Regions from separate parts of the Homo sapiens genome. Here regions 1, 2, 3, 4, 5 and 7 are each linked to region 6. The links are chromatin contacts, found by Hi-C or POLR2A ChIA-PET in ENCODE. All regions are on one chromosome and are shown on one strand. The core of a region is the stretch at or near the end of the contact, and the rest is flanking DNA. Distances in the headings are between cores, read along the strand shown. Region 1 holds the start of ZNF174 (zinc finger protein 174). Region 2 holds the start of CLUAP1 (clusterin associated protein 1). Region 3 holds the start of ROGDI (rogdi atypical leucine zipper). Region 4 holds the start of SEC14L5 (SEC14 like lipid binding 5). Region 5 overlaps TRAP1 (TNF receptor associated protein 1). Region 6 holds the start of LINC01569 (long intergenic non-protein coding RNA 1569). Region 7 holds the start of EEF2KMT (eukaryotic elongation factor 2 lysine methyltransferase).

Evidence for each region. Hi-C counts contacts between places; a loop is a spot of excess contacts on that map. ChIA-PET counts read pairs that join two places held with the same protein, here RNA polymerase II (POLR2A). Pooled maps may share reads with other maps.
Region 1: a pooled map shows a loop between it and region 6 (10-fold over the local background). The contact joins the promoter of ZNF174 here to the promoter of LINC01569 in region 6. A Hi-C loop is called at or near these places in 8 of 50 pooled maps. POLR2A ChIA-PET finds 5 or more read pairs at or near these places in 2 of 52 experiments (CD4-positive, alpha-beta memory T cell and HEK293).
Region 2: a loop to region 6 is called in a map of naive thymus-derived CD4-positive, alpha-beta T cell, with 4 times the contacts of the local background. The contact joins the promoter of CLUAP1 here to the promoter of LINC01569 in region 6. A Hi-C loop is called at or near these places in 1 of 168 maps with a recorded cell type or tissue (naive thymus-derived CD4-positive, alpha-beta T cell), 1 of 37 single-sample maps with no recorded cell type and 9 of 50 pooled maps. POLR2A ChIA-PET finds 5 or more read pairs at or near these places in 3 of 52 experiments (H1, PC-9 and activated T-cell).
Region 3: a map of CD8-positive, alpha-beta T cell shows a loop between it and region 6 (26-fold over the local background). The contact joins the promoter of ROGDI here to the promoter of LINC01569 in region 6. A Hi-C loop is called at or near these places in 1 of 168 maps with a recorded cell type or tissue (CD8-positive, alpha-beta T cell) and 9 of 50 pooled maps. POLR2A ChIA-PET finds 5 or more read pairs at or near these places in 1 of 52 experiments (WTC11).
Region 4: a loop to region 6 is called in a map of CD4-positive, alpha-beta T cell, with 28 times the contacts of the local background. The contact joins the promoter of SEC14L5 here to the promoter of LINC01569 in region 6. A Hi-C loop is called at or near these places in 2 of 168 maps with a recorded cell type or tissue (CD4-positive, alpha-beta T cell and CD8-positive, alpha-beta T cell), 6 of 37 single-sample maps with no recorded cell type and 13 of 50 pooled maps.
Region 5: a loop to region 6 is called in a map of naive thymus-derived CD4-positive, alpha-beta T cell, with 27 times the contacts of the local background. The contact joins the enhancer-like site here to the promoter of LINC01569 in region 6. A Hi-C loop is called at or near these places in 7 of 168 maps with a recorded cell type or tissue (A673, GM12878, IMR-90 and 3 more), 29 of 37 single-sample maps with no recorded cell type and 19 of 50 pooled maps. POLR2A ChIA-PET finds 5 or more read pairs at or near these places in 2 of 52 experiments (GM12878 and activated CD8-positive, alpha-beta memory T cell).
Region 7: a map of B cell shows a loop between it and region 6 (28-fold over the local background). The contact joins the promoter of EEF2KMT here to the promoter of LINC01569 in region 6. A Hi-C loop is called at or near these places in 2 of 168 maps with a recorded cell type or tissue (B cell and naive thymus-derived CD4-positive, alpha-beta T cell), 3 of 37 single-sample maps with no recorded cell type and 8 of 50 pooled maps.

The regions. Positions count from the first base shown.
Region 1 is chr16:3,399,802-3,402,501 of GRCh38, reverse strand. It overlaps ZNF174 (zinc finger protein 174), which reads right to left and starts at 1,287. Exons shown (of 3, transcript NM_003450.3): 1 at 96-1,287. The coding sequence starts at 497. It overlaps ZSCAN32 (zinc finger and SCAN domain containing 32), which reads left to right and starts at 1,498. Exons shown (of 7, transcript NM_001284527.2): 1 at 1,498-1,557. RefSeq lists silencers at 941-1,160, 1,711-1,860 and an enhancer at 1,238-1,737.
Region 2 is chr16:3,499,450-3,502,331 of GRCh38, reverse strand. It overlaps CLUAP1 (clusterin associated protein 1), which reads right to left and starts at 1,328. Exons shown (of 12, transcript NM_015041.3): 1 at 1,243-1,328. The coding sequence starts at 1,264. RefSeq lists enhancers at 1-68, 69-586, 1,094-1,473, 1,594-1,643.
Region 3 is chr16:4,801,183-4,803,882 of GRCh38, reverse strand. ROGDI (rogdi atypical leucine zipper) reads left to right here and starts at 1,250. Exons shown (of 11, transcript NM_024589.3): 1 at 1,250-1,356; 2 at 1,430-1,501; 3 at 2,298-2,380; 4 at 2,562-2,616. The coding sequence starts at 1,312. GLYR1 (glyoxylate reductase 1 homolog) reads left to right here. Exons shown (of 16, transcript NM_032569.4): 16 at 1-680. RefSeq lists silencers at 743-954, 847-1,636, 1,677-1,736 and an enhancer at 1,242-1,742.
Region 4 is chr16:4,956,972-4,959,671 of GRCh38, reverse strand. SEC14L5 (SEC14 like lipid binding 5) reads right to left here and starts at 1,342. Exons shown (of 16, transcript NM_014692.2): 1 at 1,227-1,342; 2 at 286-399. The coding sequence starts at 348. RefSeq lists an enhancer at 815-1,350 and silencers at 1,154-1,449, 1,248-1,457.
Region 5 is chr16:3,689,212-3,691,912 of GRCh38, reverse strand. TRAP1 (TNF receptor associated protein 1) reads left to right here. Exons shown (of 18, transcript NM_016292.3): 2 at 928-1,086. Among named protein-coding and RNA genes, the nearest start is that of TRAP1, 27 kb to the left of the region's middle. Within about 2 kb of position 1,317, at least 15 of the 41 ENCODE cell types and tissues checked have a DNase peak (open chromatin) inside an H3K27ac peak, as active enhancers do.
Region 6 is chr16:4,252,352-4,255,051 of GRCh38, reverse strand. LINC01569 (long intergenic non-protein coding RNA 1569) reads left to right here and starts at 1,263. Exons shown (of 3, transcript NR_039999.1): 1 at 1,263-1,405. RefSeq lists a silencer at 995-1,254 and enhancers at 1,485-1,694, 1,759-2,381.
Region 7 is chr16:5,096,310-5,099,150 of GRCh38, reverse strand. EEF2KMT (eukaryotic elongation factor 2 lysine methyltransferase) reads left to right here and starts at 1,356. Exons shown (of 8, transcript NM_201400.4): 1 at 1,356-1,507. The coding sequence starts at 1,412. RefSeq lists silencers at 366-905, 1,216-1,345, 1,516-1,675 and an enhancer at 1,112-1,737.

The DNA.
Region 1 (2,700 bases), core at 38-2,537, 850 kb after region 6:
GGGCGAAAGAGCAAGATTCCGTCTCAAAAAAAGAAAAAAAAAAAAAAAGAAAAGAAAAAGAAATCCCCAGGATGATGGGAGAGGACCCTCCTTACCCACTGCTTTGGTTTCTTGGATGCTCTGTGAAAATCTTCCACGAGGGTCACAATCTCCTTGCTGCTCATTGGACATCGATGCCTGACCCGAGCCTGGATCTCCGGGGGCAGGATGGTCAGGAACTGCTCCATCACCAGAAGCTCCAAAATCTGCTCCTTGGTGTGCAGCTCGGGTTGCAACCACTGACGGCAGAGCTGTCGGAGCTGGGAGAGAGCCTCTTGGGGTCCAGACACCTCTTGATAACAAAAGCGTCTGAAGCTCTGGCGGCAGAGCTCAGGATCTGGGCAGTTTTTTTGCAGAGGAGGGCCCCGTTTCTCTTCTAGTTTGGCTATTATGTGTCTCTCTTGCTTGGAGGAAGCTTCAGTGTTGGAGCTTAAAGTTATCTCCATTTTAGCTGCCATTTTGGGCGTCAGGAGACAACTCTCTCCTTGTAAACGGGTTAAGCCTTTGGGATCATGACCCTGGAGAAGTCTCTGAATACTAGAAAGATTCTAGAAACGAAGGTTCTCTGAGGATGTTAGGGGGAACGGGATGCAGAGACAAAGCCTCACTTGCTAGCCTTTACTAGCCAAACTCAAGACAACGCGGTCCCTGGGAGTGGGAAGAGTTTTGTCTTCTTGTCAGTTTTTTGCAGTCTTGCAAAGGAGAAAAGTCATAACGTCCTAAAAGGACTCTGGGGAAAAAATACTTCTTTTATTTCAGTAGCAAGCACACAGGTCTCGGATTTAATGAGCAATACGCTCTAACCGGCGGGTGGAGCGGAATCCCTAGGAAAAGTTCAAGCTGTCGCAGGTAGCTTGCCCCAACTCTCCCGCATCCTGGCGGAAACCGACCGGGTGCATGTCGCCGGGTGCTAAACGGTAGAGCTAAGCGAGGCCACAGCGCCAGCCGGGGGTGTGAGGTAGCGAACAGCCTCCTGCACGCGAGCAAAGCGGCTGCTCGCTGCCGAGGCGCCGCAGGCCCAGTGGCTCCGGCCTCCAGGGCGGCCCCGCGGCCCAGCCAGCCCCAGGCCTGGCGAAGCTGCCGCAACCCGATGCGCAGCTGAACTCCACGCCCGGTGTGAGCTCGGACTGGCGACTGCGACACCGGTACCCCGAACAGCCCGGCGCCCCGCACCCACCTGCAGCCGACTCACCTCTCCGGGAACCCAAGACCGAGGGACTTAGGACCCGACACCGGCGAGCACGGGCTGGGGGCGGGGCCGATGCCACTCGCTGCGGAGACGCCCACTAGCTGCTGAGGACAACTACTGACAGGGCCCGCCTCCTGCCAAGGGCATTCTCTACCGTCTATTGGTTGCTGCGCCTGTCAATACCGTCGCAGTGCATCCCGGGAGCTGCAGTCCGGCAATTCGGCTTGCGGGCCTGCGCAGGGGCGTGCGTAATGGGCGGAGCGAATCGCGCCGCTGACTTCCGGCCCGGAGGCTGAGGGAGTTTGTGGAGTCGCGAGTGCTGGTGTCCGGTGAGTTCTCCGCTTCCTTGCGGCCGGCGGGATTAGCCGCTGGGCCCTGCGACGGCCGAGGAGCCCCTCCCCGCTGGGAGTCTTCTCCGAGGCGTTCGGGTCCGGCCCCGATGGGCGTCTCCTTGGGACAGGCAGCCTCCCTCAGGCCGGGCGTCCCCAGACGCGCCGCGATCACCGTGCCCCGCTCCCACCGTGCGGATCACCCCGAGCCTGAGCGCCGGCGCCCCGGGACCCCCTGGCCTTGACCCTGCTCATCTCGTCCCTGTCTCGCCCACTCCCTACTCATCCACAGTGCCTAGCCCTGGCACCGAGTGCGTTCTGAGTACTCAATAAATAGTTAACTAAGTGAAAAACCTATCAACCTGGCTCCCCATCCTCATGCTACATTTTTTTCCGAGTGTTTGGGCCATCGCTAGAGTGAAGTAAAATTTTCAGAGAACAGCATTTTAAAATTTAACGATGAGTGGGAGGTAAGGGGTCAAAAGGGGTCAAGAAGGGTGCAGGTTCCGCCTTCTGCATGAAGTTAGAAGAGCTTTTATTAAATTCTTCTTCAGCCAGGTAAGGCACAGGATGAACATAATGAAGGCAAGGGGTGCTGGTTCTAGTCCTGGCCTTGCTGCCTAGGAGCTGTGCTGTGTGATGCTTTAGGCAAGATACTTCATCGCTCTCAGTTTCTTTTTGGCTAGAAAGCAGTGCTAACAATAATAATGCCCTTGATTTCTCTATCTCTAGAAGCACTGAAATGTAAAGAGAATTTAAGTGAAGGCAGTTCAAGTTCCTTGAGAAAAGGGAACCCAAATCCATTTTTAAAATATAAAAAAATTTCTTTAATTTTTAAAAAACATTTACCATCATAACCATTTTTAAGTGTACAGCTCAGTAGTCCTGAGTATATTCATCTTGTTGTGCATGCTGGATCCATTTTAATACCACATGGTGAGGGTGTATCAGCCCCTGGAGAAAATGTAAATTACGATCTGCTTTAATCTGTGTTTTAAGTAGATAAAAACCAACACAAACTCATTAAAAAAGACTGCCTTCGCGGGTGCAGTGGCTCACACCTGTAATCCCAGCACTTTGGGAGGCCAAGGTGGGAGGATCACTTGAGCACAGGAGTTTGAGACCAGCCTGGGCAACATAGTG
Region 2 (2,882 bases), core at 79-2,578, 750 kb after region 6:
CCTGGGACTACAGACGCGCGCCACCATGCCCGGCTAATTTTTTGAATTTTTAGCAGCGGCAGGGTTTCGCCATGTTAGCTAGGCTAGTCTAGAACTCCTGAAATTAAGTGATCCGCCTGCCTCGGTCTTCCAAAGGGCTGGGATTACAGGCGTGACCCACTGCGCCCAGCCGTAACCAACACTCTTAGCCTCGTTCTTCCACTTCCCCACCCTCTTAGCAAAGGAATTCGAGCTCCCTTCTCCTTACCAGCCCTGCAGAAAGGATGCAGATGGAGTTCAGGATGTCTGGAGTTCAGGCAACCTGAATTCAAGCCCCAGTGCCACCTCCTACCGCCTGTATCACCTGCCCAAGTTACCTGACCTCTCTGTGCCCGTTTCCTCACTACCAAATACAGGGGGCACAGAGTTGTTCAGATGATTAAAATGAAATGCGCATAACACAGAGCGGGCCCTGGCAGATCGTTAAAACTCAAAAAATGTTAGCCGCAATGATTATCACCCAGCCTCCTCTCCTCGGTTTCGTTGCTGGTTGTTTTTTTTTTGGTTTGTTTTTTGTTTTTTGAGATGTTGTTTCGCTCTTGTTGCCTAGGCTGGAGTGCAATGGCCCGATCTCGGCTCACCGCAACCTCCAAAGCGATTCTCCTGCTTCAGACTCCCGAGTAGCTGGGATTACAGGCGCCCGCCACCACCCCCGGCTAATTTTGTAATTTTAGTAGAGACGGGGTTTCTCCATGTTGGTCAGGCTGGTCTCGAACTCCCGACCTCAGGTGATTCGCCCGCCTCGGCCTCCCAAAGTGTTGGGCTTACGGGCGTGAGCCACCGCGCCCGGCCTGCTGTTCGGTTTTCTAAGCGCTAAGCTAACCCAACTCAAAAAATAGTCTCTAAACTCTCCATGCATTTTCCAATACGGTAGCGAAGAGCGGCATGCAGCTACACAAACAGAAATAAATTACACTTAAAAATTCAGTTATTCATCTGCACTAGCCACATTTCAAGCGTTCTGAGCCACACGCGGCCAGTGGCAGATAGAGAACTTTCCATCCTCGCTAGAAATGGCCGAAGAAGGGCCTGGGACGCTCGGCCGGGTTGCAGCCGCGGGTCAGGCGGTCCCTGAGGCGCAGAGGCCCGAAAGGAGCCTCCGGCAGCGCAAGCCTCAGGGATCGCCTACACAGGGGACCCGGCGGGCGGGAGCCCTGAATCTCTGGAAGACCCGCAGGTCACAGGGGCGCGGGGCTGCCTTACTGCGGAGGTCGCGGAAAGACATAACGCTCAGGTCCCCAGGAGCCCAGGGTCGCAACTGCTCGCCCCTCAGCGATCACAGGCCCAGCGCTCGACGATCTCTATGGCAACCAATGGACCCTTGGACGGCGCACGGTCAGGGACAAACAAAAAGCGAAGCGAAGACGCGGCGGCACGTGCATACGCACGGGGAGAGCGGGCCGGCAGAGAGCGCTCCTGAGACGCCGAGGGCAGAGGGCGTGGCGATACCGGCGTCTATGAGGGCTGCAAGCTTCCCAGCTTCTGGGCGTCTGTTTACACGCTTTGCGGACGTTTCGCGCTGGGTGACAGGTTCTGAGTACCTACTACGTGCTTGATATTGCGCTAGGCGCTTTCCATATTGCTTATTTCCCCCTCATTTCTATAAAGAATGCACGATGCTTGGCTGGGCGCGGGGGCTCACGCCTACAATCCCAGCACTTTGGGATGCCGAGGCGGGCGGATCACTTGAGGTCAGGAGTTCGAGACCAGCCTGGCCAACATGGCGAAACCCCGTCTCTACCAAAAAATACAAAAATTTGCCAAGCGTGGTGGCGCACACCTGTAATCCCAGCTACTCGGGAGGCTGAGGCAGAAGAATTACTTGAACCCGGCAGGCAGAGGTTGCAGTGAGCCGAGATCGCGCCACTGCCCTTCGGCCTGGCGACAGAGCGAGACTCTGTCTCAAAAAAAAAAAAAAAAAAAAAATGCACTATACTCAGGAAGCCCGCCTTCCCCCGTCCGAGGCACAGCGCGCTCCTCGTCGGAATCTGGTTGCCGAGCGGAGGACGGGATCACTGTGGGCGCCCAGAGGCAGGCCAGGCCTCGGTCTCGCGCACGCGCAGACGGCTCGGGCTGCACAACAGGCCGGAAAGGGGCCCTGAGCCGCTCGCGCCGCGCGGGTCCCGGCAGCCCTAGCCTCTGCATGGGGGCGCGAGGAGACGGCAGGAAGGGGCGGCCTCCACGTGTGAAATGGGGAGATGCCCCGCCAGGCGTGGCACAGCAGCCGGGTTTTGTAAGGTAGCTTGAGCAGGAACAAGGAAACAGCGTAGTGCACAAAGCGATTGGTTGGCATCAGGTTATTTCAGATGCATTTCTTTGGGTTAAAGCAGAGGGGGCTTCCTTATGCCAGCCTAGGTGGACAGGGCCCCTTTTGTTGGTTGCAGTGAATCTTCTGTGTTTTGGCAGACTGGCCTGTCTCTAAGTTCGCATTGATTACGTGGCACCTTGCACTAGCGATTCCATTCTGGTTTGGTCTGGTCCGTTGGTACCTTGTGCAGGAGCTCGCTCCAAAACAATGGCCTCCCATAAATGTTGCTTCACGTGTTATTAAGAAAAACAAAAGATAAGCCACAGTCTAGAAGAAAATATGCACAAAACACATATCTGATAAAGAGACGTGTATCCAGAATGTATCAAGAACTCTCAACACTCAATAATGAGAAACAGTCTAATTAGAGAATGGAGAAAACATTTTAAAAGCTACTTCACAAAAGAAGATATATGGATGGCTAATATGCAAATGAAGAGATGATCAAGGCTATTATTAGAGAAGTGCATATTAAAACCACAATGAGATATCACTATGAAGTTATTAAACTGGCTAAAATATCAGGTAACACGTT
Region 3 (2,700 bases), core at 1-2,500, 550 kb before region 6:
TTTTTTATCCCTCTGCATGGGTTGGATTTTCCAAAATCATAATTTGCAGAAGGAAGGCCAGCATTTACGATGCAATATGTAATTATATATAGGGTGGCCACACTAGGGCGGGGTCCTTCCCCCCTCACAGCTTTGGCCCCTTTCAGAGATTAGAAACTGGGTTAGAGGATTGCAGAAGACGAGTGGGGGGAGGGCAGGGAAGATGCCTGTCGGGTTTTTAGCACAGTTCATTTCACTGGGATTTTGAAGCATTTCTGTCTGAACACAAAGCCTGTTCTAGTCCTGGCGGAACACACTGGGGGTGGGGGCGGGGGAAGATGCGGTAATGAAACCGGTTAGTCAATTTTGTCTTAATATTGTTGACAATTCTGTAAAGTTCCTTTTTATGAATATTTCTGTTTAAGCTATTTCACCTTTCTTTTGAAATCCTTCCCTTTTAAGGAGAAAATGTGACACTTGTGAAAAAGCTTGTAAGAAAGCCCCTCCCTTTTTTCTTTAAACCTTTAAATGACAAATCTAGGTAATTAAGGTTGTGAATTTTTATTTTTGCTTTGTTTTTAATGAACATTTGTCTTTCAGAATAGGATTGTGTGATAATGTTTAAATGGCAAAAACAAAACATGATTTTGTGCAATTAACAAAGCTACTGCAAGAAAAATAAAACACTTCTTGGTAACACAGCTGTGCCGCAGGAGTCCTGCTTCCCTCGTCCTCGGCGAGATGGGTGGGAGGAGAAGGCAGCGGCGGGGCCGGGGTGGGTTTTCGGGACCTCCGCGTCCGGGGTGAGACGGACTTGGGAGTGGCGGCGAGGTCCGCGGCAGGGTTGGAACCACGACCAATGGAGCCAAGCGGGCCAATAGGGAGGAGGAGCGGGGACAGACTGTCCTGCCGGCCAATGAGTGAGCGCGAGTGGAGCAGAGCGCCCTATCATATCCTGGGGGCGCCCCGGGAGCTCCGCCCCCAAGCGGGCGCCCCAGGCTGGTGCCGGCCGCGTCCCTGGCCAGCCGGAGCAAGCCTGACTCGTGCAGCCGCCGGCCGCGTCCCTGGCCAGGCGGAGCGAGCCTCACTCCCGCAGCCGCCAGTCTGGTTCCAGGGCTCCCGCAGGTTTCGGGGGCCGAGGCGGACCGACAGGCGCCAGCCAATCGCGAGCACGGAGCCGGCCTGGGGGCGGGGTGGTACCCGCTCCGCCAATCGGGTGGGGGCGGAGCCAGACGCCGGGGGCGGACGGGAGGACCGGAGGACCGAGGACAGAAAGATTGGTGGACAGGAGCAGCGGCCGGTGGGGAGGGCGCTCGGCGGCGGCCTGCGGCCATGGCCACCGTGATGGCAGCGACGGCGGCGGAGCGGGCGGTGCTGGTAAGGCGCGCGGGCCAGCGGGCGGGCCGGCGGGGCGGCGGGGCCGGGCGCGACCGCCGGGTCTGTCCCGCAGGAGGAGGAGTTCCGCTGGCTGCTGCACGACGAGGTGCACGCTGTGTTGAAGCAGCTGCAGGACATCCTCAAGGTAACGACCCGCGCCCTGCCCCGCCGGGCGTGGCGGCCCTCCCTCCTCATTTCCCTGGCTCCACCTGGGGCCGCGCGGCTGCGTCCTGAGCGCCTACAGTGTGCGGCTGCCGCGGCTTTCAGGCAGGGCCCCGCCTCCGCGAACTCGAGCCGACCTCATTATATAAGTACCTGTGTGCGGGCAGGGGCGGGTCCCGACGAGGGTGCTAGCAAGGGCCTGAGTCCCGCCCGGCCTCGGGTCGGGGAAGGCCGCCTTGGGAGCAGCGGCATCCAATCTGGGAGCCGAAGAATTCTGCCTCTGCCTGGCAGTGTGACTTCAGCCAAGTCACTGAACCTCCCTGGGCCTCCCTTTTCTCATTGGCAAAAGGGAGATAACAGTACCCGCTTCGCGAGGCTGGGGTGTAGATAAATGAGCCAGGCAGCTCACAGAAGTAACCGGCGTAGTGCTTGCTGTGGCCCAGGACCGCGGGTTACCATAACTACTGCCTTGTTCCCTGACTCTGCCCCTTGCCCCTTTCCCCCTCAACCAAGCTGGGAGGCTGCCCCTGTCTGTTTTGTATTCCCCGAGGCGGGCACACAGGAGGTGTTCAGGGAATGTGGTATAAGCAGAGATCGGGCTCACGGTTAGGTGCCCTGGGGGCTTGGGCAGGGTCTTCCCACCCCAGCTGAACCCAGGTGAGGCCAGGCCACGTTGTTCCTTCCCCCCGCTGACTTGGAGGGAGGGGGGCTTCTGGAAGGAGCACTGGGCCGGGCCTGAGTGGGCGCTACCAGCTCCCCTCCTTCCCTCTGTTCCACAGGAGGCCTCTCTGCGCTTCACTCTGCCGGGCTCCGGCACTGAGGGGCCCGCCAAGCAAGAGAACTTCATCCTAGGCAGCTGTGGGTGAGCCTGGGCTAGGCGGAAACCGGGGAAATGGGTACCTTGGGGGGTAGGAGGCATGGCCATAGCCCTGTCCTGCAGACCAGCTGGTTGTGCGATGGGACAGGAGGGGCAGCCCGCCGGGAGGGAGGGCTGGGTGGTGGGGGGGTGACCACAGGCACCGCTCTGACGCCACATGTTACAGCACAGACCAGGTGAAGGGTGTGCTGACTCTGCAGGGGGATGCCCTCAGCCAGGCGGTGAGTCCCCCGGCCCTGTCCCCTCCCATCCTGCCAATGGGGAAGAGCATGGGAGCTCCCACTTTCTCTCTGTACAAGCCCTGC
Region 4 (2,700 bases), core at 93-2,592, 700 kb before region 6:
TGGCCCCTGATACCTTTGTTTTCTATCAGGAGAGTCTAAAGTAAGGGAGCAGGTCAGCTTCAACAAGGAGAAGGAAGAAAGACTTTGTGTTTTGGTCACTGGGCCGAGGATAGGATGGTTGGACAGAGAGGTCACTGGATAGAAGTTAAACCCACCAGGTCAGCTGAGTAACTCACTAATTCCTTCTGATCTGGGAGTCTAAGGAGCTCCGTCTTCCTACCGCCATAGCTGATCTCAAGCCCCTCCAACTGTCACATGGGGGCCCAAGAATCAGGAGTCACTCACCGCCATGACCAGCTCAAACGGGTACTTGTAGACTCGGACAGGAGACTGGTATCTTTGCACCATGTTCACGCTGGAGCACCAATGGAGGTCACCAGGCAGGGGTGTGCACAGAGCCTGGGGCGAGGAGTGACTGGTGAGGTTGCAGCTCCCACCTCGGGAAGCAGGGACACCACCCACCAAGTGTAAGGGGCAGCCCCTGGCCCCACCCACACAGCTCCCCAGCCTTCAAATTGAGAAGGCTGATATTCCCCCCAAATTACTCCAGGCCAAGCCCCAACAGCTTCCCTGTCATTAGCCATGGCCCCAGACCACGCTCAGCCTTCCAAGAGCAGTCAGCACCCCCAAACTTTCCTCTACCCCCACCCCTTCACACTGAGGGCCCCCAGAAGCCTTACGGCCACCCACACAGACACACACACATTTGCAATTCTTACACTCCCACGGTTCTATTCACGCATGCACCCCGCAGCTTGCCACAGACTTGCTGGCCTACAGCCCACCCCCGAGTCTCCTTGCACCTGCCCTCCCATTTTCCTCCCAGACACCCTGACATACACACACAGCCTTCACCACATTTCACAGGCACTGTCTCTATCACACACATGTACACACGCAGGTTTCCCTCCCACACGGGACTGCTTTTGCACACGCCTCCAACTTTGCACACACACCCTGAAACACGCACCTGCCCAGCTCCACGCACGCAATTCCCCTGGTGTGCACAGACGTGCACACACGCACACACACCCGTGCGCACATGCACACACACGTACACACACGTAGAGGCAATCGCACACGCATGCACACACAGGTCCCCGCAGCTTTGCTCACCCTCGCCCTCGGGAGCCTTTGGGAATGCAGCCTAGGGGAAGTGCCCTGGAAGCCCGCCTGGCTCGGGAGCTGAGCGCTTACCCGCGCCCGCCTGGCCTGGAGCGCAGTACCTGAGGCGGGGCCCGATCGCGGATCTCTAGCCTGGTGTGTCCCGCCTTGAACACCCTGCGGCCAGGACAGCTGTGGAAGGCCGGAGGGGCGGGAGCGAAACCTGCCGGGCCGAGAGAGCTCCAGGACCCGGGACAGCGGAGATCCTGGCCTGGCCCCGCCCCTGACCTGGTCCCGCCCACGTCCCCGGCCATGGCCCCGCCCAGGTTGGCCCTGCCCCCTAACTGGTCCCGCCCCACTCTGGCCCCGCCCCAGGCGAACTCCCCCTGGTTCTAGCCCCGCCCCTTATTTTTAGATGTCGCTTGTTTGACCACGCCCTCAGCCCAGTCCTTTCTCTAGATTGGTCACACCTCAGGAAGTCCCCTCCCCCTTCACTGGCCCCGCCCTCCAAGGCCCTCAGCCTCGGGGAATGGTAGGCCACAGGACGACCCCGCCCTAATCTAGCTCTGCCTCCAAGCAGACCCTGAGTCCGGGCCGACCCGCCCCGGACCCTGCGTCTGGCCGACAGTACTGTTTACATTTGTAGATAAGCAGAATTTACGCTTTTCTTGCTCAGATTAACCTCGCCCTCGTCCCGCTGCACTTGGGTCTGACTGGCTCCTCCACCTGTCCCCGCCCCACGGCCCGCGCATGCACCTTCGCCCACTCTGCACACCTTCACAGAGCGCCTGCTGGGGGTCAGCCCTGTCCAGGCGCTGGAGAGCCGCCGGTGAGCCACACGCACGAATCCCTGCCCTCGTGGAGTTTATACTACGGTGGGGAGACAGACACTCAATAAATAAGGCAAATATATGATGTGTGAGGTAGTGAAAAACTCTAACGAGAGAAAAATAAGCAGGAAAGGGGCTCAAGGAGCCAGCGGAGAGAAAGGACAATTTAAAACAGGTAAGAGGCCGGGCGCCATGTCTCACGCCTGTAATCCAAACACTTTAGGAGGCGGAAGCGGGAGGACCGCTTGAACCCAGGAGTTGGAGACCACCCTGGGTAACATAGCAAGAACCTATCTCTACAAAAAAATTTTTTTTTAGTTTAGGCAGGGCGCGGTGGCTCACGCCTGTAATCCCAGCACACTGAGAGGCCAAGGCAGGCAGATCAGCTGAGGTCAGGAGTTCGAGAACAGCATGGCCAATATGAGGAAACCCCGTCTCTACTAAAATACAAAATTAGCCGGGCATGGTGGCGTATACCTGTAATCTCAGCTACTCGGGAGGCTGAGGCAGGAGAATCGCTTGAATCAAGGAGGCGGAGGTTGCAGTGAGCCGAGACTGCGCCACTGCACTCCAGCCTGGGCAAGAAGAACAAAGCTCCGTCGCAAAAAAAAAAAAAAAAAATTAGCCAGGCGTGTTGGCACGTGCCTGTGGTCCCAGCTACTCAAGAGGCTGAGGCAGGAGGATCCCTTGAGCCCAGAAGTTCAAAGCTGCAGTGAGCTGTTACCTGGCCACTGCACTCCAGCCTGGGCAACAAAGCAAGACTCGG
Region 5 (2,701 bases), core at 68-2,567, 560 kb after region 6:
GGGCTCTGCCGGCAACTTTCTCAGCCCACTGGACTGAGCAGGAAGTTACAGAAGACAAGTCTCCTTCTTAGTTAGAAGGTAGAACCCATCGTCAGCTGTTTTTCAGTTTTTAAAGTACACAAATTTTTTTTAAAAAATCTGTTTTGGATGAAAAAGCAATGGGAAAGAATCAACTTTTAGAAGATGAGACAGTTTCAGAATATTAACATTTAAATATTTGGATCCCTTTTGGGAGGATTTTTTTTTTGCTTGACTGTCAAGAGCAAAGAAGTGTGGCCCATCGGGGGCTTCTGCAGGGGCTGCGAGGGTCGAGACAGGTTTCAGTTTGGTAGGTTGATGCGAGGTGTCACCCGTGAGGCGAATGTGGGAAGTGCTGTCAGCAGGCATCTGCCAGCTGGGCATGGTGGCTCACGCCTGTCATCCCAGCTCTTTGTAAGGCCAAGGCGGGAAGATGGTTTCAGCCCAGGAGTTCGAGACCAGTCTTGGCAACATAGCAAAACCCCATTTCTACAAAAAATTTTTTAAAAAATTATGGGGGCATGGTGGTCTGTGCCTGTGGTCCCAGCTACTCGTGAGGCGGAGGCAGGAGCATTGCCTGAGTCCAGGAGGTTGGGGCTGCAGTGAGCTGTGATCGCAGTGACAGAGCGAGACCCCCTCTGAAAAGAAGGCAGCAGCCCACCCCCTCCAGTTTCGCTTCTGCGGTTCTGAGAAGACACAGTATCTTACACTGATGACATCTGTGAGGGCTCCTTGCCAAAACCACACCCTGACACTGTGGCATTTGGTCCTGTGGATTTCTCTTTCAGCAACAGCCCGACTTAGAGATGTCCACGCTAGCTTCTGCTAGACACCCTTGATGGGACGAATTACCATATTGTTTCTCGTGTCTTCCTAATTCTCATTCTTTCTGCATATTTGTCTTTTCAGGAAAACCAATTCTGTGTCCTCGGAGGACCACAGCCCAGTTGGGCCCCAGGCGAAACCCAGCCTGGAGCTTGCAGGCAGGACGACTGTTCAGCACGCAGACCGCCGAGGACAAGGAGGAACCCCTGCACTCGATTATCAGCAGCACAGAGAGCGTGCAGGGTAGCCTTGGCTCGTGCTTTGGTCTGGGAGGGCTTTTTGGTTCACTGCTGTGCGTAAAGGGGCATTTTCAGGGTGGAGGCAGTGATTGGTAGAGCCACCGCCTTAGGTGTGAAATCAGAAGGTCTTGGCTGTAGGGAGTGCTGCGCCCTCCATTTCTGTCCCAGCGAGGGACTTCTGCCAGTGTCGGGTGTGTCTTGCCCCCTCTGGTGGCCACCCGTGAGTTTGCCGTCCGGCACCTCCCCTGAGTGGTGATTCATGGCACATCTGCTAATAATCATGGAAGCGGGAGGGGAAACTCAGCATTGGCCCAGTCTGCGCAGGACCGAATTCTGGAGCTGTCTTTTCATTCCCTCTGAAGTATAAAAAAGCAGTCTTTGGAGCCAGTCCTGAAGTGGCTCCATTTCTGGCTTTTAAGTGGGTCGACAAGAGTAGAATCTTTGAAGTTAAAAAGAGAAGTGAGGTTTTCTTGTTATTTTGATTTCTAACTAATTAATTTGGAAACCGCTTTTTTGAAGAATATAGTCCAGGCACAGTGGCTCACACTTGTAATCCCAGCACTTTGGGAGGCCGAGGCAGGAGGATTGCTTGAGGCCAAGTGGTCGAGACCAACCTGGGCAAGATAGACCCTTTCTCTACAGAAAAAAATTAAAAAGTTAGCCAGGCATGGTAGCACACACCAGTGGTTCCAGGTACTTGAGAGGCTGAGGCAGGAGAATCGGTTGAGCCCAGGAAGTTGAGGCTGCAGTGAGCACGATCCTGCCACTGCATAGCAGCCTGGGCAACAGAGCCAGATCCTGCCTCTAAAAAAAAAAGAAAGAACATATAATCTGGTTCTTAGAGGCAGTCCAGTTCTCGTAACCATGCACATTGGGAAACCAGGCTCAGCATTCCCTCGACATAGCCCGAGGCATGTCTGGCCTCAGCAGTGGGAGGATTTGTCCTGCCCTGAGACCTCCTTTCTGAGAGACTTTTTGTTTTGTTTTGTTTTGAGACAGGGTCTTTCTCTGTCACCCAGGCCGAGTGCTGTAGTGCAATCATGGCTCACTGAAGCCTCGACCTCCCTGGCTCAAGTGATCCTCCCACCTCAGCCCCCTGAGTCACTGGGACCACAAGTGTGTGCCACCACCGTCAGCTACTTTGTGTATTTTTTGTAGAGATGGCGGGATCCCTCTGTGTTGCCCAGGCTGGTCTTGAGCTCCTGGGCTTAAGTGATTCTCCTGCCTTGGCCTCCCAAAGTGCTGGGATTACAGGCATGAGCCATGGTGCCCAGCCAGACTTTGTTTCTGTCTGCTTCTTTCTTTTTGTTCATGATCTTAAATGTGTGGGAGGCCGAGGCGGGCCAATCATGAGGTCAGGAGATCGAGGCTATCCTGGCTAACATGGTAAAACCCCGTCTCTACTAAAACTACAAAAAATTAGCCGGGCGTGGTGGCAGGCACCTGTAGTCCCAGCTACTCGGGAGGCTGAGGCAAGAGAATGGCGTGAACCCGGGAGGCAGAGCTTGCAGTGAGCCGAGATCGTGCCACTGTACTCCAGCCTGGGTGACAGAGCGAGACTCCGTCTCAAAAAAAAAAAAAAAAAAAAGTTTAAAACTCATAAACTTAAGCTTTCTTTG
Region 6 (2,700 bases), core at 14-2,513:
CTGTGGTCCCAGCTACTGGTGAGGCTGAGGCAGGAGAATCACTTGCACCGGGGAGGTGGAGGTTGCAGTGAGCTGAGATTGTGCCACTGCACTCCAGCCTGGGTGACAGGGCGACACTCCATCTTAAAAAATAAATAAATAAATAAATAATTTTTAAAAATGAAAGTAGTTACATTTAGTAGAAGTCACACTTTCTGATTTTTGGTTTTGCGTGTTTCCTACACGCAAATGCATAGTTTCCTACCCACCACTATGATCAAGATATGATTTAAAGAAAAAATAAAACAGGCCGGGTACGGTGGCTCACGCCTGTAATTCCAGCACTTTGGGAGGCCAAGGTGGGCGGATCACCTGAAGTCGGGAGTTCGACAGCAGCCTGACCAACATGGAGAAACCTTGTCTCTACTAAAAATACAAAATTAACCGGGCGTGGTGGCGCATGCCTGTAATCCCAGCTACTCGGGAGGCTAAGACACGAGAATCGCTTGAACCCAGGCGGCGGAGGTTGCGGTGGGCCGAGATCGCGCCATTGCACTCCAGCCTGGGCAACAAGAGCGAAACTGTCTCAAAAATAAATAAATAGATAAATAATAAATAAAACCAAAGCAAAATAAAAAAGATATGAATTAGTTCCTTCATTTCCAATGCCCCCCATGCCTCTTGGTGGTCAACCCAGCCCCTAGGAGCCACTGATCTATGTTGCCATAGTCTTACCTGTGACATGTCATAGAAATGGGATAACCCTGCCTTTTGAGCCTGGCTTCTTTGCACTGCAGCCAATTTTCTCTTGCTGAGATTATCCAGCTAAATTTACATAGGATCTGGCCCGGCACAGCGACCCCTTTCGGCCAGGTGCGAAACGGCAGGCCCGACGGTCCCCACGCAGCTCCTAAGAGGATCAACAGAGGGCGCAGTGCGCCCGGAACGCCCAGCCCCTGCGAAAGCGGAGGCTCCTCTCTCGGTCCCTGCGGGACAGCTCAGTTCTCATAGGCCAGAGGCGTGGCTTGGGGGCGGGCCAGGGGAATCCCACCTCCCCTTGCATGCTCAAGCGCGCCGGGCGATGGTAGGCGGTCTCACCCGCAGGCGGTGGAAGTCAGGGGCGCGGCTGCGGCCCCGCCCCTTCCCGGACTCGCCCCGCCCGTCCCCTCGCCGCGCATGTTCCCAGACGCCTCAGGCCATGGCGCGCGCGCTCCCGCCAGCACGCACGTCTGGCCCCGCCCCCGCGCCTGGCGCCCGCGCGCTCTCTCGCACGATCTGCTCCCGGACTCCTTCAGCGCGCTGCCTGCCTGCCCAGGGCCTTCCCGGAGAGCAGGTGACGGCGGCCTCCGGGCATGGAGCTCGCGCTGACGAAAGGTTCTGGAAGCCGCCGTAAAAAGTAATCAAGAAACGGGTGACAGGACTTTTCGTAAGACATTTAATTTTTACCCAGAGTATCCGAAACATTGCCGTGTCAATCTCAGTGCGATGGGAGACTGCCGGCCCCAAGGAGCTGCTCGTCCTTCTGCCGAGTTCCGGCCCGGACCCGCGGAGGAGGAGACCGCCGCGCCGGAGCTCGGACCTGACGTTTTTGTGAAGCACAGGGGGCGTGGGAGGGACCGGATCAATGCGGCACTCAACAAAACCTGTTTTTAAAAGAGTCGTGCTGTGTCGCCCAGGCTGGAGTGCAGTGACGCGATCTCGGCTCACTGCAGCCTCCACCTTCCGGGCTCAAGCGAGCCTCCCGCCTCAGCCTCCTGAGTAGCTGGGATTACAGGCACACACCTCCAGCTCGGCTGTTTTATTTATTTATTTTTTTTTTGAGACGTAATTTAGCTCATGTTGACCAGGCTGGAGTGCAGTGGCGCGATCTGGGCTCACCGCAACCCCCGCCTCCCGGGTTCAAGCGATTTTCCGCCTCAGCCTCCTGAGTAGCTGGGGTTGCAGGCATGCGCCACCACGCCCGGCTAATTTTGTACTTATAGTAGAGACGGGGTTTCTCCATGTTGGTCAGGCTGGTCTCGAACTCCCGACCTCAGGTGCTCCGCCCGCCTTGGCCTCCCAAAGTGCTGGGATTACAGGCGTGAGCCACCTCTCCAGGGCCAAAAGCCTTTTATTGGAGTACTGGGTAACACATTCAGAAGAGGGTGCATAGCTTAGGCGCTCCGTGAATTTTCACAAACTGAACATACACCCAGGTAGCCAACACCCCCAGCAAGCCCCAGAATCCCCTCATGCTTGCTTTCTGCCACTATCAAGCAGTTTGCTTTCTTTCAGATTTTTAAGTTTTGAAATAATTATTGAAATGTACAGGGAGAAGTCTGGGTTGGTGGTTCTAACCTGTAGTCTCAGCTACTAGAGAGGCTGAAGGGGGAAGATGGCTTTAGCCCTGGATTTCTAGACTAGCCTGGACAACATAGCAAGACCTCATCTCTATTTGTTTTTGAGACAGAGCCTCGGTCTGTCACCCATGCTGGAGCGCAGTGGACCTCCGCCTCCCGGGTTCAAGTGATTCTTCTTTCTCAGCCTCCCGAGTTATTTGGGATTACAGGTGTGCGCCACCACGCCCAGCTAATTTTTTTGTATTTTTAGTAGAGACGGGTTTCACCATGTTGGCCAGGCTGGTCTTAAACTTCTGACTTAAGGTGATCTGCCCGTCTCGGCCTCCCAAAGTGCTGGGATTACGACGTCAGCCACTGCTCTTGGCCTATCTTTTTTTTTTTT
Region 7 (2,841 bases), core at 107-2,606, 840 kb before region 6:
GCTAGCTCTGTCTGCTCGCCTTCGTGGCAGATATCGCTATTGTACTTTTATACTCATTTGTGTGATAAATACTTCAATGTCCACTTCTTCCACGAGCCCCTGAGCCCCTGGAGGGCCTGGACCACACCTAGTTTTTCTCACCGTTACATCTCCCTTGTCAGGTACCTGGTAGGCGCTTAATAAGTATTTGGTGAACGAATGGCTTGTTTGGTGACAGTCCAAAGGCTGGGGGACAGAGGGAAAGCTCCCTCCTTTCGGACCCCAGACGGGTGGCGCTGATGGAGAGGAGGCTTGGATAAGGCCTCCAGGACCGAAGCGCGCACCCGTAGGGCCCCTGCCAAAAAGACCTTCCTGAAGGCGGAGGAACTGCGAGAGTGCCTACGTTGGCCCAAGGCCTGACCCGACGATCCCAGGGACCCTCGCCCTAACCGGCCCCGCCTCCCGGTCCCCAAACCCGGACTCGGCCCCGCCCTAAGCTCCGGATCCTGGGGCCCGCCCCTGGCCCCGCGTCGGCAGACCGTGGCCTCGCTGCTGGGCCTGCCTCAAACCCTCCACAGGTAACGCCTCCCGAACTTGAGCCACATTCCGATCCCCTCCTCAAACCCCTCCCCGTTTCCCACGCCCTGGACCCCTCGCTCCGTCTCGGCCCCGCCCCAAGCCCAGCTAGGTCTCGGCCCCTGAGCCCAGCCCCGACCGGCCTCCCAGTCCCTGGGTCCCTCCCGACACCGGCCCCTCCCTAAGCTCCGCCTCCCAGGGCCCGCCTCCTGAGCGCAGCCCGCAGCCCGGACTCGGCCCCGCCTCCCGGACCCTGGGCCCCTCCCCACGTCGGCCCGTCCTAAGCTCCGCCTCCCAGAGTCCGAGCACCGCCTGGCCATGTGCTACGACATAGTCAACGCCCCGCCCCGGCCCCGCCTCCTGAGCTCTTCTCTGGGTCTGGCCTTAGCGCCGCCCTAAGACCTGTCTCCTGGGCTCTGCTCCGAGTCTCGCCTCCTGAACCCAATGGCGTTTATCCCTGCCCTAATGCCCGCCTCCAGGACTCTTATCCTGCCCCCACGCAAGGCCCCGCCTCCAGGACGCCACCAACCTGGACGCTTCTGAAGCCCAGCTTCCAGGATCGCCCTATCCTGGCCCCGCCCCAGGACCCGCCAACCTGGACTCTACCCAGGACCTGCCCCCTACCCAGGACCTGCCCCAACGACGCTTATCCTGGCCCCACCCCAGGCCCCGCCCTCATAACAATCATCCTGGCCCCGCCCTAGAGTCCGCCCCCACGACGTTCCTCCTGACCCCCGGGGGACCCCCGGGCCCCGCCCCCTCTCTGCCCCCGCTCACTGCCCTGGGCCCGCCCCCTCTTCAGTCCAGGCCGGGCTTCCGCCCGGTCTGCCGGCAACGCTGCGGCCCCGCCCACGTCATGGCGCCCGAGGAGAACGCGGGGACCGAACTCTTGCTGCAGAGTTTCGAGCGCCGCTTCCTGGCGGCACGCACACTGCGCTCCTTCCCCTGGCAGGTGGGCGGCGGGGCGAGCGGAGAGGCCCGCGGGGCTCGCGGGAGTCCAGGGGCAGACGGGACGGGTCTCCGTGCTGAAGCCCCTGGCGCTCCCGCCACGTGAGTTCCTGGGCTCCCGCCGGTCAGGGCCGCGCGACCCGGTCCCCGTCCCTGGGGCCTGGCCAGAGTCGCTCGCACCCCTCCTGCCCCGCGAGCTGGCGGGGGAAGCTGGGGGCGTCTCCACAGCCTTGGGGGGCAGACGCGCGCTCGGTGTGGGGTACAGTTCACGATCATTTTCACGACTTTTTAAAGGCAGTAATCGTTCTGGTCACTGGGACACAGCTGCCCTCGCCCATTCTAAAAAGTCAGCGCCGTCAGGACCGCAGGTAACCACGTCCTCCTGAGCGCGGTGACCGGGTCACAGGCTGTCCCTCGTGCCTCAGTATTCTCATCTGTATGTTGAGCACTGCACAGAATCGGCTCATGCTCTGAGGCTGTCACGCCTGTGATGGAAGAGACAGAGAAGGGGGTGGCCTCTCCTCGCCCTGGGGACCTGCCATTCTCAGCACAGGCCCATGGCAGGCAGCAGCCTCCCTTCTGCCAGCAGAGGGGCTTAATGCACCCGGCCTCATTTGTAATTCATGTGCGGTGAGCTCACTGGGATGAGTGAGTTTGGATATATATTCCTCCCTGGGTCTGCCCCATTTTATGGGGTGTTGCTTAATCATTTGCGTTATTCCATTGACATAAAATATTTGCACTCAGAGATCATTTCTGGTCAAGAGAAATTCGTGCATTTTTAACCCAAAATAGAAACCTTCATAAAAGCATCATAGGTCTCCATTCAGTATTGACTGTAATTGTTCACATGCCCACGCTGAATGCTAACTTGGGCTCACCCTCAACACCCACGAGGTGGGTACTATTATTACCACTCACATTTGACCAGAGGGATTGTTTGATTAGGGTGCAGTAGTTGAGAGTTCAGACCCAGGAGACAGCCTGTCTGCTTCGAATCCTGGCCCAGCCCCTGGCCCTGTGTGACCTTGGGCAAGTGACTGCATCTCTCTGTGCTGTTTTCTTATTAATAAAATGGGGGATATAATGATACCTACCTCTTAGGGTTGTTGTCAGGGTTGAGTACAAAAGCCTGTGGATCAGTGCCTGGCTCATGGTAAATACATGTTGGTGTTAGCTAGTGTTTTTATTCAGTCTCAAAATGTTTAATAAATGCCTTCTGTGAGCCAGGCACCATGGATCAGCAGTACCCATGACAGATGAGGCTCTGCTTGCATGGGAGAGCCAGAGAATAAACAAATAAATAAACAAGAAAAGACCAGATGACAGTGGCTTTAA